Regions from separate parts of the Homo sapiens genome. Here region 1 is linked to region 2. A link is an interaction called in ENCODE POLR2A ChIA-PET data of the cell type or tissue named here. Cell type or tissue: Caco-2. All regions are shown on one strand. Each heading gives the region's core, and the rest is flanking DNA. Links, peaks and the distances in the headings are about the cores only.

Evidence for each region. Peaks named below come from ENCODE experiments on the same cell type or tissue, not always from the same donor. Only the 100,000 strongest peaks of a DNase experiment are listed, where the experiment ranks them.
Region 1: POLR2A ChIA-PET joins it to region 2 with 6 read pairs; 1 of 35 experiments calls an interaction of 5 or more read pairs at or near these places.

Annotation. Positions count from the first base shown.
Region 1 is chr20:23,880,257-23,887,816 of GRCh38, reverse strand. No RefSeq gene overlaps it. Among named protein-coding and RNA genes, the nearest start is that of CST5, 4.3 kb to the right of the region's middle. In Caco-2, for the core only: no CTCF peak of the experiment used is centred there; DNase peaks (open chromatin) are centred at 3,230, 3,546 and 3,816.
Region 2 is chr20:25,375,032-25,382,591 of GRCh38, reverse strand. The region is part of intron 1 of ABHD12 (abhydrolase domain containing 12, lysophospholipase); the gene reads left to right. Among named protein-coding and RNA genes, the nearest start is that of ABHD12, 12 kb to the left of the region's middle. In Caco-2, for the core only: no CTCF peak of the experiment used is centred there; a DNase peak (open chromatin) is centred at 4,031.

The DNA of each region.
Region 1 (7,560 bases), core at 1,307-6,306, 1.5 Mb after region 2:
ACTGGAGAGCTCCAAGATCCCAGACAGGGCTCAGCTATGATGACATCACAGTGTGGGGTCCTGTGCACTTGCATCAGACTCTGCCTTGACACTTTTTGTTGCAGGTTCCTCATCTGCAAAATATGGAAACACATTTCATAAAGATTGTTGGAGGATCCATTAATTCACTCAACTAATTCCTTACTGAACCCTGTGCTAGGGCTGGGACCACAGCATTGAGCAAGTAGACAGTGTGCCCGTGTCTAGAACACAGGAAGCACATAGAGAGGCACAGATATGGTTGATAAAAAGCTTTTACTTTCCTTCCTGGCCTGGGAGTCTCATGAATAGAGGATGCCTTGGAGTAGGGTGTGATCAAAGGTAGACAGCAGAGGAGGTAAAGTGGGACCATCTCCAGTGCATTGCTACCCTAGGAAGAATCTACAGTGTTGCTGAGCTCCTGACAATGATAACAAATACTGCAGGGCAAACTCAGAGACCCTAGAGAAGGGCAATGGGGTGCTCTAGGGGGATGCAGGAGCTGCTGAATGGGGATAAGCCAGGCTCATCATGGGACCAGTAGTGGGCAGCTGGACAGCTTTCAGACTCCTGAGGAGGGATTGATGCCTGGCCATTTGTCCAAGTACATGCATACACACAGTCACACACAAATACACACAGTTTCACACACAGAGAGAATAACACACATACACAGAGTCTCTCACACACACACATAGAATCACACACCCAATCACACACATACATGCAGTCACACACACATGGTCTTGTACAAAGGTGGATTACTATGAAGGAAACCTGCTGAATAAGTATTTTCCTGCATTGAATTTCCTTAAAAGCACAAAACTATGTTCATGGCAAAATCTGGAAGAGCTAGATGCAGACTGAAACAGATCTAAAACTGCATTTTGCAAACTGCTGCACGCAGCACAAATGCAGCTGTAAAAGTTAATGTGCGCTCCTAACTACATTTTTAAAAATTCCTTCAACAAACATTGAAATTATTTTGTATACCAAAGCCTCCTTTTGGAACTATCAATGCACATTATAATATTCATTAAAACTCATAAAATGCCTGCAGTAAGCCACCTGATTTTTTATCTTCAAACTTTAATCAATTATTCTGAAATTCCTACACTTTGATTTTTGAGGGGAATGGCTAACACCTATCAGCTACCTTCAGAAAGAGTGTCCTGTGGAAATAAATTAAGAAACATTCATCTGTAATATTGTTTCACTTTCTGTAAATTCTAGTATTGAGGAAGTTAAGTAAATATAGCCATCCATTGGTATCCATGAGGGATTGGTTCCAGGACCTCCCTCTTATACCAAAATCCATGGATACTGAAGTCCCTCATATAAAATGGTGTAACATGCATATAACCCATGCACATCCTCCTGTATACTGTAAATCATCTCTAGGTTACTCATAATTCCTCAGACAATGTAAATGCTATGTGCATACTTGTTATGCTGTATAGCTTAGGGAACAATGGCAAGATAAAAGTCTGTCCATGTTCAGTGCAGATGCATTTGTTAAAAAATATTTTTTATCTGAACTTGGTTGAATCCAAAAAGGTGGAACTCAAGGATACAGAGGCTGACTGCATGATGATGGCAATTGATGGGATCCAAGTTTTTAACTGTCAAAGAAAGCAGCCACAGCTTTGGAAAGGGAAGAACCAGAATGAATCTCACAGGGTTGGAAATGAGGTCAATATTAACTTATGGTTTATAACGTATAGACAGATAATGTAGAAATAAATATCAACATGTGAGTATGTTCAGGTGTGGATTTCGTAGCTCTGTCCCACTGAGGAGGCCTGGAACAAGGCTCCTCACCCTCCCCACTGTGGACATTTTGGGCCTAATCACTCTATCTTTGGGAGCTGTGCTGTGAAATTGCCTGATGTTTATCAGCATCCAAGACCTCTATCCCCAAAATGACAGCAGCACCTCCTCCCGAGTAGTGACAACCAAAAATGTCCCCAGACACTACCAAGTGTGCTCTGGGAAGCATATTTGGTGCCTCCTGCCACAGGTTGAGAAGCACAGACCGAGGACTCATGGCCATCCAGGAGCAATGAGCACAGGTTGCACTTGGGCCTTGCTTTCTAAATTCACCGCAGATTCTAGCCACTGATTCTAAGGTTGGCTCAGAAAAGTGAAAGATAAATCTGCAACTTCTTGTTACATCAGAAAGTAAAAATAGACTCAAATAATGATGAAAACATCTCATAAGAATGCAGGAAGCAGCTGAAGGGGTCCCCAATAGCCAACTCTGAGATAATTTTCACATTGGAATAAATAGTGCTAACAGAGTGTAACTCATTGAATAAAATAAGAAACCATGAGTCAGATAGATCTATGGAAAGATAAATGGCAAATAGGTAGGTAGGTAGACAGATAAGCAGATAGAAGAAAATAGAGATTTTCCTTATAGTAGAATGAATGCCATTAATAAATGTAGAACAAATAATGAAATTAGAAACAACCTTTTCACAACAGTCATAATAACAATTGATTCAAGCAACAATTATCATTGTATGCTAAAGCTAGAAAGTGAAAATTTGATAAGAAGTAGGATATAATCGTATTTCAAAGCATTGCTTTATGCAATATTTGTTAATGATAAAGTGAAAAATAGCAACTTTATAGTGGACTGGTATAGATACGCTGCAATGGCTGGGGCCAGGCCACTCCTGGGAGGTGGGCTCCTGAAATGTGATCATGGACAGCAACTTCATGTAAAAGTATCCTCTCACCTTCTTGAGAGTGAAAGACTGCCTGGAAAGAGATGCTCACCATCCCCGCTGAGCACATTTCCAGCCTACCCCACCTGAATGCAGCCCCCAACTGAACCTAACAAGACCAGCAGAAGAGCCGCGGACAGCTCCAGAGTCATAAGAATCCACACATCATGTTGCTTTCAGCCAGGAAGATTCGGGGTGGCTTCTGATGCAGCAGTAGGTAACTGATGTGTACAGGATGCTCTGAACATCCCTCCCAGCAGAGACCCACAGTCCATCCCATGTGAGGTCCAGAGAGGGAGAAATCTCCTCCTCCGTAGACTGCATGGTTTCTGCTGGTGTCTACAACTGCCATGCAACTCGTGGAGCGCAGCCCTTTCCTTCCGAATCCAACCTACATTTCATGCTCTCCATGAGGGGCAGGTCTGTGGGCAAAATGATGATTGTAGCAATAGACATGCTGAACTGGTGGTGCCTGCAGGAAGTCCAGTGATGACGTCATGGACAGGGGGATGAGGAGCTTCACTGCTGGAAGCCTGGCCTTAGTTGAGATAACTCAAGACAATTGCAATGGGGTCAACACTCTCACAATAAGACAGAGTGAGCTCAAGTCCAAATATAAAAAGAGTAAGTGGGGATTTATAGCCAAGGAGCAGGGTGTGGAGGTTAGTGAAGAAAAAATTACTAAGCAGAGACATCAAAGGTAGGGGTTTCTGGCTGAACTGACCAAACAGGATTCTTGCTAAAGGCAGGACACAGCCTTAGACATCAAAGCTGAGGGATGAGGAACTTGATCAGATGTCAAGGGTGATCAGACCCCAAGGACAGCAGGATTCTCCCTAAAAGGAAGCAGGATTCTTTCCTAAAACTGAGCAATGCAGACCTGGCAGGTAGGAGCTGGAGACCAAGGTTGAGGCCTAGTGAAGAAGGCTCAGAGGAGCCTTAAAGTTTCGTTAGAGAGTCTTTTCACTGGATCCAGCTCCTCTGTGACAGGAGGAGAGGGCAGGCAGGGCCACAAGAGCAGGCAGGCTGTCCTGATGGCCTCTGGCTCCAGCTCCAGCACCCACTGATTGAGTGTAACAGGATTCCAGGCAGGAACAGGAACCACTCTCCACAGCCACTGCAGTCTGCTAAAGGAATTGATATTTAAGGTTAGACAAACAGTGACAGGGAAGTCCCAGCAGTGACCTGAATGGGGATTAGAAAGGAAACTCTCACCACACAGAGATGCCAAGGGGATTGCTCTCCCCTCAGAGCCATCTGTATTCTCCTGGGCCAGGCCCCTGCAGGCTGGGACCAGGGAGTTGGGGGAAGTCCCTGGGTGCATCAGCAAGCAACCCGAGTTCCCAAGGAACTCTCCCTGTCCTCTCCACTCGGCTGTGGTTCTCTAGCCATGGCTCTGCTAGGAAGAATGTACTCCTTGAGAAAATAAATAGTAACCTTGCAATCTAAAATCCTAAGTGCTGTTTACACATTGATCCCTGAGCAGGAAACTTCCCAAGGATTCTCTTTCCCTCCATAAAGGGCCAAACTCTCAGACCTCAGATCCTGGGCTCTGTACGCCCTTTTCCTGTAGGGGCTTTGGGCATGCTTCACAGCAAGTACCAGAGTTCATAATAATGTGGCCTCATCCCCATCAGAGCCCAGATGCTTACCAATGGTGGCCAATGGTCCAGGAGTATCTCAGGTCCCCCACAGTTGGGAGCAGGGAGGGGGAAGGAGGAAGGGTGTGCATAAGGGACAAGCTTGACCCCAGAGAACTCGCAGCACTCCATAAAGGAGGATTCTGGGCTTCCCCTTTGAGAAGCCAACAAATCCCGTGGCTGCTCAGTCCCATCTCCTATCACAGACACTGAATGTTAATTGCTCAAAACCCGGATGTGCAGAATCTCAACTCTTGGCCAACTTGATCTAACCACTTGCACTTTAGGTGATGTTTATGCCCTTAGGTATTTATTGGTTATAATATTGTTTAGTGTTTCCCTTTACTGCTTATTTATTATAGAGAACTTCTGTCACTCACCTAATTTCTCACTCTACTAATTCAATCATGGGATCAAGTTACACACGCAACCTGGGAGAACACGGCTTTCTCTTTCATCCACTGGCAGAAAGGAAACATGCCCCCTCCTGGGCAACTGGACTCCTCCAGATTACGAAGGTGCTGGAGGCCCCAGGCTTGGTCCTGAGTCCATTGTTTATCTCTGGGTCCCTGCCAGCCTGTCATTGGAGCTGTAAGCTATAGGAACTAAGTCTCCATCTTTTTTTGAGATGGGATCTCACTGTGTTGCACAGTGTGGTCTGGAACACCTGGGTTCAAGAGATCCTCCTGCCTCAGCCTCAAGAGTAGGTGTACAGGCATGCCATAACACTGGGCTATTGTAAATTTTAACCACACTTAAATGTCACTGCAGAATCAAACTTATCTTGCTGGTTTTGAACCACCAGACACCACCATTTACAAAGCAGCTCACCTTTCCATATGCATGACACATAGAGAAGGCAAAACATTTTCCCAAGGTCACCCAGCAGCTGGAGCAGCTGTCCATCTACCCTAACCTTCCACTTACCATCACCCATACTGGATGCATCTCTTGTAGTTCCTGAGAGTGCCCTACATGGGGGTCTGACTACAAAGATTAGAGTGGCCACTGTATCAGGCCTGTTGACCCTCCCTATAGCTCATTCCAGTGTCCTGACAGAGGATGACCACTGGCGGTGGCATCACATACAGGGAAATAGGCCAGCACTCCAGCTCCCACCCCATACTCCACCCACCACCATATGCCTGTTATGTGGATGACCTGCATCTCCTTCCTAATGATAAAAGATAGGAGAGATTTGTATGTATTTCAGCTTACCCTCTGCACAACACATCCTCCTGAGAGTTGAGACCTAGCGGCCAGGGAAGGTGGGAGCCACAGAGGAGACCCAACTCCCACACTTGGGAGATGACCATTCTGCCCACAAGCACCTGGCCAGGGACTGCCCTCTCTTTCCCTTCTCTGGGAATCTCCCCCAATTTCCTGTCTAACTAGGAGGCATCACGTGCAGCCCTGCTTGAAGACCTTCCCTCCCTCACCCAGCAGTAAACACTATCCCTGGGCCACCTGCTGTATCTGCTGGAGTGCATGGCTTTTCTAGGGGTGCTGGATTCACAGTGGGGTGCAATGGTCACTGGGCCTTGGGTAAAAAGGTCCCCTGTCCTCATACTGAACATGAGCACCCATGAGTAATATTGTTCCCGCTGTCGGGTTCCTGCTGATGCAGCCCCAGCCATGGCGGAGCCCCAGGATTATAGCAGGTCTGGGCTGATCCTGGCCGACCCTCACCTCCACCACTCCCAGGAGAGTCCTCTGGGTGTCCTGCTAAGGCCCAGGGTTTCCTGGTGTTTCTGGCCAAGCCTGCCACCTCGCCATAAGGGCATTTGCCGCAGGATCACCTTCAGGCATGGAGGGGGGGTTGAGAGAACAAAGGGAGCAGCTGTCTGTTCAGAGCCTCCTTCCACCCTCCCTACTCCTGAAGTCACATTCCAGTCCAGGCCCACAGCATCCCGAGCTGGGGGCTTTGTCAGCCCACAGGGCACCCAACTGACCACATCCTCTCAGTCTGTGGAGAAGGAGAACTCTCAATCCTGGCAATGAAGCCACGCTGAGCAAAGGACGAAGACACACCTGGGCTCTCTCTGCAGGATTCCATTCCTGGGAAGCTCAAGGACAGGCAACAAAGGAGTCCACAGGACCAGATGTGGGCTGCCAGGGTCGGGTGGGCATGAGGGTGGGCTTCAGAGGCAGGAGGAAACCATCTGGGGTGAGGCAGATATCACAGGTGTGGACAAAGTGGTAACACAAGTGTATGCATTTATGAAATCCCCCAGATTGGGCACATACAATTAGGCATTTTATTGTGTGTAAATTCTACCTCATTCAATGTAATTTTTAAAATATTACATGAGTTTTCCAAGCAGTGTACAGAGGACCAGTGCTGGCAGCACGTCTCCCAGAGGGGAGGAGCAAGAGAGGCTCTTGGGCTCCCACATTCATCCTGTGGCTGCTGCTCCTTCTCCTGACACCCCCACCACCTGCCAGGGGTCTCCCTGCGCCTTCCACCTGGACACACCCACAGTTACCGTGAGACTCCAGGTCGTTCCCTTCCCTGCTCACACCCCCTCCAGGAGCTTCCTCTTCCTGGAGCAGGCATGCCCAGCCTTGCCTCAGGGCCTTTGCACTGACTATTCCCTGCTGCCTGGGGCTTCTCAACCTTTCCGGTCTCTTAGAGACTTCCCTGACCAGGGTCCAGTAGCACCCACCCTCTCTCTAACTGAGCGACTATAATTCCCTGATCTAAATTGTTGATCACCACTCTGCATCCTCCCACACACCCTAATGGCTGGGCTATGCAGTACCACAGCCACCAGCAGCCACTCGTGGCCACAGGGCACTTGAAATGGGGCTAGTCCACAGTGACGCTTGGTCTAACTGTAAAAAATACACAGGGAACTTCAAGACATTACACTCACACAAAAGAATGTAAACTAGCTCCTTAAGAATAGTCCTGAAGTGTTGAAGTATTTTGGATATATTAGGTTAAAGTAGAAATACCAAAATTACTTTCAGCTGTATCTTTTAACTTTTTCAAATGTGTTTTAAATTGCTCCTGGGTTTCTGTCACATCTCTGTTGGATGGCAGCTCTGCAAGTTCATGTCTACGGCTCTATTGCCCAGACTGCTTGGTGCAGGGGGAAGCTGGTGACAGGTTTGTTTATTGAATAATGAGGAGTTATGAAACGAGAACCCAGTGAACTTTACCCAAA
Region 2 (7,560 bases), core at 1,774-6,773:
TCATTTCAGACTCCCGCTGCTGCAACTTCTCCTCCTCTTCGTTCCCCTCCTTTCTCTCCTCTTCCATTAGAACACTTGTCCTTCCAGAGTGAAATCTGCAGGGAAAATGTTTATTGAAATATAACCTCAAAAGCTGACAGATGAAGTCAATGCTCTTCACCCAGAGATGACGCCACAGGACTTTGGTCTCAGTGTGCTTGTGCTTTGGCAGGGGCCCTTTCAGCATGAGAGTGGGTAAGCCATCTATCTCGTGCCACACCGAGAGCCAGCGTCTAGAGTGTCAGTCAGTGAACAGGGGCCAAGAGCCAGGATGCCGGAACCAAACTGTCCCATTACCAGCAAGACTTCTCATTTAGGCCTCAGCCCCTTTGTATTGTGATTTACTGCTTCAGAGGATAGCCTTCATAGAGACCCAGGTCTCAGGTGAGTTTTCAGATTCTCTGGCTTGGGTGAGTTGTGTAACACTCTGAGTTTGTTTCTTCATCTGTGATGTAGGGATAAGAGTGTCTTCCCTGTAGGATTGTGGTGAGGCCCAGGTGTGTGGAATGTTCCTGGCACATGGTGAGTGCTTGGTCAGTGACATCTTCTAGATGACTAGCCCCATGATGATTATAATATTAAGAGCTCAGGGTACTGGCCAGTGTGGTGGCTCATGCCTGTAATCCCAGCACTTTGGGAGGCCGAGGCAGGCAGATCACTTGAGTTCAGGAGTTCAGGACCAGCCTGGCCAACGTGGTGAAACACCATCTCTACTAAAAAGACAAAAATTAGCCAGGTGAGGTTGTGAGCACCTGTAATCCCAGGTGAGGGATTATCTCCTGTAATCCTGGGAGGCTGAGGCAGGAGAATCGCTTGAACCCAGGAGGTGGAGGCTGCAGTGAGCCGAGATTGCACCACTGCACTCCAGCTTGGGTGACAGAGCGAGACTTTGTCTCAAAAACAAAACAAGGAAAAAAAAAAAAAAAGAGGGTACTGAGAAAGATCTGTTAGCTCATGTCTAGAAGGATTTTCTTCTACCCTTTTCTGCCCCAAACAATTAAGAGTCTGGCTTCTCAGCCAGTCGTGCATATAGGGTCCATCCTGATCAGTTAATGTGTCTGTTGGTATTAGAGCATTTGTAGCAATACTATTTGCTTATTTAACACTTTTTTCCAGCCACTCATTTAACAGTTTGAGTACCTGTTACGCCCAGTAACACCTGTGAATGCTGAGGCCGTTGCAGTTCTCCTGGCCTTTACATTCTGGTAGGGGAGGCAGATAAAACATGAAGAAACACATGATGTCATGTGCTTAGGGCACTAAGGAGGAAAATGGTGCCAGTGAGGGAATAGCCGCAGATGAGGCCCTGTGGCTGTGTGTGCACAGTCTGGGTGTACAGGGGATGTTTCTGACAAGGAGACATGTGAATGGATGCCACTGGCTGCTAGAGAAATGGCATGGTGTGTGTCATCATGTCACTCTGACTGTGTGACAAGCACAGACTGCGGTGGGCAAGCAGGGAGACCGGCTAGGGGCTGCCAGGGTCATCCAGGCAAGAGATGACAGGGGCTCAGGCCGGGACAGCAGCTGTGGAGATAAGAAGAGGCATGTGATTCTGGATTCACAAACTACTTTCTGAGCAACAGGAAGAATGGAGTTGCCAGATACTGAGATGGGGACAGATGTGGAAAGAGCAAGTGCTTTGGGGCAGGAGAAGTAATGTTTGGTTTTGGACATATTGAGGTGCCTGTTAAACATCCAGGTGGATAGGGGATAGAGTTCAAGGGGGAGGTTAGGGCCTGTACCTGACCATGGCTGTGACAGGTGGTACCTAGACCCTTGCAGCAGACTCTCCCAGCAGACAAGTCAGGACAGAGGAGTCAGGACCTGGGCAATGAGTTAGAAGGATTGCTGGGAAAAGGTGTCAAGGCAGCCACCTAAAGAAGGCCTGTTGCAGAAGAAAGCCTGATCTGCAATTGGATTTGGTGACACGAGATCAGTATTGACAGGAGTGGCTTACTGCAGTGGTGGGAGCAAAAGCCTAATGGTGAGGGCTCAAGGAAGAAGTGGAGAGAGGAAATGCAGGTAGCTTTTCCAGGGAGCTGTGCAGTAAAGGGGGAAAGACAGGGAGGGATGGCTGGAGGGGGTGAGTTTTCTTAGCAGTGATATTAGATATCAAAAAATAAATAAATAATAAAAGCATCACTATGCCATAGGACAACTTCAGGCAGCCCACTATATTGATAATTATGATATTATGATAGTTATGTGATATATTAGCCAAAATCGCGCCATTGCATTCCAGCCTGGGCAACAAGAGCGAAACTCCATCTCAAAAAAACAACAAAAGAAACCACTCAATGGTAATTGTATTCCATGTGTTCCAGAAGTTAAGTGGAGTTATGGAAAACCTGAAAATTACTGAAATGGAATTTCTAAAGATGAAAACCACAATGTGTGAGATAAAGGTTACACTGAAGGGAATTACACTGAAGGGCAGATTAAACACTGCTAAAGAAAGGGCTCAACTATTCAATGTGAAACCTGGGGAAAAGAGAACCAAACAAATTTTCAAAAGCATCGTTACAAGGCCAGGTGCGGTGGCACACACCTGTACTCCTGCCATGCCTGTAATCCCAGCATACCTGTAATCCTAGCACTTTGGGAGGATAAAGAAGGAGGATCACTTGAGCCCAGGAATCTGAGACCAGCCTGGGCAATGAAGGGAGACCTCATCTAGACCAAAAAAAAAAAGAATTAGCCAGGCATGGCGTGCATGATTGCTTGAGCCCGGGAGGTCAAGACTGTGTGAGCCATGATCAAGCCACTGCACTCTGGTCTGGGCAACAGAGTGACACCCTGTCTCAAAAAAATATATAAATAAATAAAAGCATCACTATGCTATAGGATAACTTCAAGCAGCCTATTATATTGATAATTATGATATCATAATTGTGCAATATTAGAGCAGTCTGGAGTGTGCATGGGAATAATCCAGGGGAGAGGAGAAGATGGACGGCATGGGACAGAGTAGGTGCAGTGATGTCTCTGGGCCTGTGAGAAGGGATGGGACCCAGTGTTCTGAGGCTGAGCAGAGGAGTTCCCCTCAGATAGGAAGGAAGGCCAAGGCTGTGGGGAAAGACATGGGTAAGTTGATCTATTTGTGGGTGAAGGAATCTGCCAGTTCTCTTCTGAGTGCTTGTGCTGTCCTTAGGAAATAAGCAGCAAGGCCATCTGCTAGGAGGGCAGAGGGAAAAGGAGGTACTGGGCCTCTCTCTCTCAGTTCCCCACGTGGGCGCAGTCTGAGCTCTCATATCGTCTTTCTGACATTTAATGTTTTTAAAAAGGATGACAAGGACAGTTCCCTTGGGAAGTCATTTCAGTCACGACCTGCTGTGTATCTGTGGAGTTGACATGTTCTGCATAGTTGAGTGCTCCCCTGCTCTGGGAAGCCTGCACGGGGTCCCTGCACACATCCCAGCATGGAGGGTCTCAGGGCTGGGTTTGAGACGAAGGTGGGCGAAAGGTTCACATGAACTGAGGTCATGACAGAGTGATCAGGTGGGACCAGGCAGAACTCTCGGCCCCCAGGGCTTGCTGGTACACAGATTGCTAAGTGTCTTCATTGTTAAATAGAATTAATCTTCATATGGTAGTTGTGGGCTGAGTTGCCTCATTCACTTGTGATAAGTTTAGCGGATAAGAAAATGTCCTGACATAATGAGAGCAGAGGGCAGATGGGTGTTGGTGTGGGAAAGGCTGAGAAAGCCAGGACTTTTGGGTTTGTAAAGGTGAACGTGGACACGGCTGTCAGTGAGGGAATACACGCATACCTCAGGGGTGCTGAAACTTAGGGTTTGTTCTTGAAGCCTGAAGTTGTCCTGAGCTTCATGGTAAAAAAAAAAAAAAAAAAAAGTTCAAATTATCTTCAGTTCTTATCAGGCTGGTGGAGTCTTCAAACAAAGCTTGGGGTATATTGACTGAACTGTTCGTAATGGGAAGGTAAGAATGTTCAGGGTCAATGCCGGTCATTTTGATGTGGTAGTTCAGATCACTAGAATAGATATGGCTTTTAACTTTCAACTATTTTTTTCTCCTCATAATGTGTACATCATATATGCCCTACCCCTTCATCCTTGACCTTTGCCACTCCTGGTCCTGGATAACCACATTGCTCCTACCTGAAAGTGGCCCTGTCAATGCCAAGTGCCCATAGGTCATTTTATTCAGTAGCTACTGTATTCCTGCTGTTTGCCAGATGTTGTGCCAGGCCCTGGGGATACAAGGAGATAGTACCTGTCCTCAGGGAGCTAGTTGTCTGTCATGTTTTATGCTTGGCAACCATCAGCTCTTGCATACTCAGGCTTTGATGATGCCTTTGGCAAAGAGAAAATACAGGGATGGCTGGAGAAGGTTAGTCTACCTTCATTCACATTTATCCTTTCTTAAAGACTCCTGTGTTGCTCTGACATTTTTATGTACTGATTTATCTTCAGGGTATCTGCTATGGCTTGATGGTTTAATGGTTTAAATGTGTCCCCGAAAATTTCATGTGTTGGAAAGTATTGGAATCTTGGTCCTCAATGTAGTACTAACTACATATAAGAAGTGGGACCTGGCCGGACGCGGTGGCCCACGCCTGTCATCCCAGCACTTTGGGAGGCTGAGGTGGGCGGAACACGAGATCAAGAGATCAAGACCATCCTGGCCAACATGGTGAAACCCCGTCTATCCTAAAAATACAAAAATTAGCTGGGTGTGGTGGCACACGCCTGTAATCCCAGCTACTTGGGAGGCTGAGGCAGGAGAATCGCTTGAACCTGGAAGGCAGAAGTTGCAGTGAGCCGAGATCACGCCACTGTACTCCAGCCTGGGTGACAGAGCAAGATTCCATCTCAAAACAAACAAACAAAAAAACTAGAGGTGGGACCTTTGGGAGGTGATTGGGTCATGAGGGCTTTGCTCTCATGAGTGGATGAATCCATTCATAGATTAATGGTTTATTGAGGGTTTGGGTTAGTTATCATGAGAGTTATCACTGTTGTAAAAGGCAGTGTGGCCATCTCCTCTGATCCCCATTACCATGTGATGCCCTGAGCCACCTTGGGACTCTTCGGAGTCCCCACCAGCAAGAAGGTCCTCACCAGATATGGCCCCTTGACCTTGGACTTCCCAGCCTCCAGAATGCTAAGAAATAAATTTCCTTCTTTATAAATTACTGACCTCAGTTATTTAATTATAGAAACAAAAAACTGACTAAGAATAGGTCTCTTAGCCTCTTGCTTGACAGGATGTAATGCAAAATGCATTGCTGGCCAATAGAGCCATCTAAAGACATGAGAAAAATTCTCAGTTTGGGGACACAGGACACCTTGACAAGGCACATCATGGCATAACCTACAAGAAGGCAAGCAAAAAAGACTGCCATTCTAGGACATTCAATATCTGGCTTAGGGTTCCAGGAGGAAGGGACTGTTAGGCCAGTACAGGCCAGCTGGGAGGCTGCCAGTGCAGCCCCAGAGCCTCAGGAAAAAGCTGAAGGAGATTCTGCCAGGGCCCAGGGAAGCATCTCCAGGTATGAGGTCGCCTGGGAGATGTCATAGCTGTGGTGAAGGGCGGCCTCTGAGGGGCCCTCTCTCTCTCACTCTGTTCCTCTCTCAAACAGTTTGATTTTTTTTTCTGATTCCAAAGTAATAAAGAGTTCTTAATAAAAATTTAAAACAGAGAAAGTGAAACTCCCTCTGGATAATTGCTGTGAACAGTGTGGCCTGTGTTGAGAGTATTGCTCCTGTGTTCTTCCATCCATTTAGCAAGTATGTCTTTTTCGTTGACCTAGCCTTCACTGAAGGCTAGAGTGGATAAAATGCTGCACAAGAGTGGGACAAATCCCAGTCCTTGTGGGACTTCTGTTCTCATGAAGGAGAAACACGGCAACAAAGATAGCACATAAGTATACAGTAAAATTTCAAAGGGTGATAAAGTGCTATAAAGAAAAATAAAGCAAGGTAAGGTTATGTGGCTGTGTGTAAAGCACCTGAAAACATGCCGTACCACAGTGGTGAAATATTTTTGTTTCTGCCAGGAAAATAAGGCCTTCTCACAGTAGGATACCCAGTTGTTCAGTTCTGCCGACTGAATCCTCATGATTTTTTGTTTTCTTCTTTGGGAACAAAGAGACATTTATGGACTGCTCTTGTGTGTTTTATTAAGGCCTTAAAGTTTTCAATTCAGTAGAGTGAAATTGCTCTCAACACTGACTGCTTTTGAATATGATTATGGAGATTGTTGTTAAGATTTCCGCCTAAAAGCTAAGAAGAATTTAATCTGTTAGTCTTGGGGAATGAGATTTGGCGTTACTCTCTTGTTCCTTCTAAGAGAATACCATGGAATTAAATGATAAAACACTTTTCCTCAACAATTTTGATGGTTACATTAATGAAGGAGTTGATGAAAACTAATTGTAGACATTATTATTATTATTATTATTTTTTGAGACAGAGTCTCACTCTGTCGCCCAGGCTGGAGTGCAGTGGTGCGATCTGGGCTCACTACAATCTCCGCCTCCCAGCTCATGCCATTCTCCTGCCTCAGCCTCCCAAGTGGCTGGGACTACAGGCGCCCACCACCACGCCCAGCTAATATTTTTGTATTTTTAGTAGAGACGGGGTTTCACCGTGTTAGCCAGGATGGTCTCGATCTCCTGACCTCGTGATCCACCTGCCTTGGCCTCCCAAAGTGCTGGGATTACAGGTGTGAGCCACTGCACCCAGCTAATTATAGACATATTTTAAAAGAAACATAGAACTTCCACTACTGACCAAGGTGGCTGAATTTACCCGGAAATAACCCAAATAGCAGCCACAACAAAAACGACAACATACACGAAACAATTTTTAAAACACTGGGCACCAAGCAACAAAGGACAGTAAACTCGGAGAAGTGACAGACAAAGGAAGTGAGCCCTACAGTACCCTAGCTGATCTCCTTGAGAGAGCTTCCACGCCATGGCACAGGGAGGGGAGCCACGTGGACTCCCAGGGTTGTGGGTGTGGAGCTGAGAATCTGGAGAGACCAATGTGGCTAGAGTTTATAGGACAGAGTACCAGAGAGGAGAGAGCAACACAGAGAGAGACCCTGGGGTCTGCAGAGGGTCCCCTTGATCAGCACACGTGTGTGAGGAAACTCTCTGTGGCTGGGGAAAGAACTGTCTGAAAAGATCAGAAGATACAGTCCCTGCTACTTAGAGCAAGATTATAATTTACTGGTAGAACATTCAGGAACAGCATGCTTCAGTAGTGGGAAATTCCAGGTGTATGGGTTTGTGAGGGCTACCATAACAAAGTAACACAGACCAGGTGACTTAAATGGCAGAAGTTTATTTTCTCTCGATTCCAGAGGCCAGAAGTCCAAGATGGAGGTGTCAGCAGGGCTGGTTTCTCATGAGGCCCCTCTGCTTTGCCTGTAGATGACCACCTTCTCCATGTGTCTTCATATGGTCTAACCTCTGTGTGTGGCTCTTTCTGCATTTCTTCTTACAAAGCTGAGTCATAGTGGATTAGGGTCCACCCTGATGACCTCATT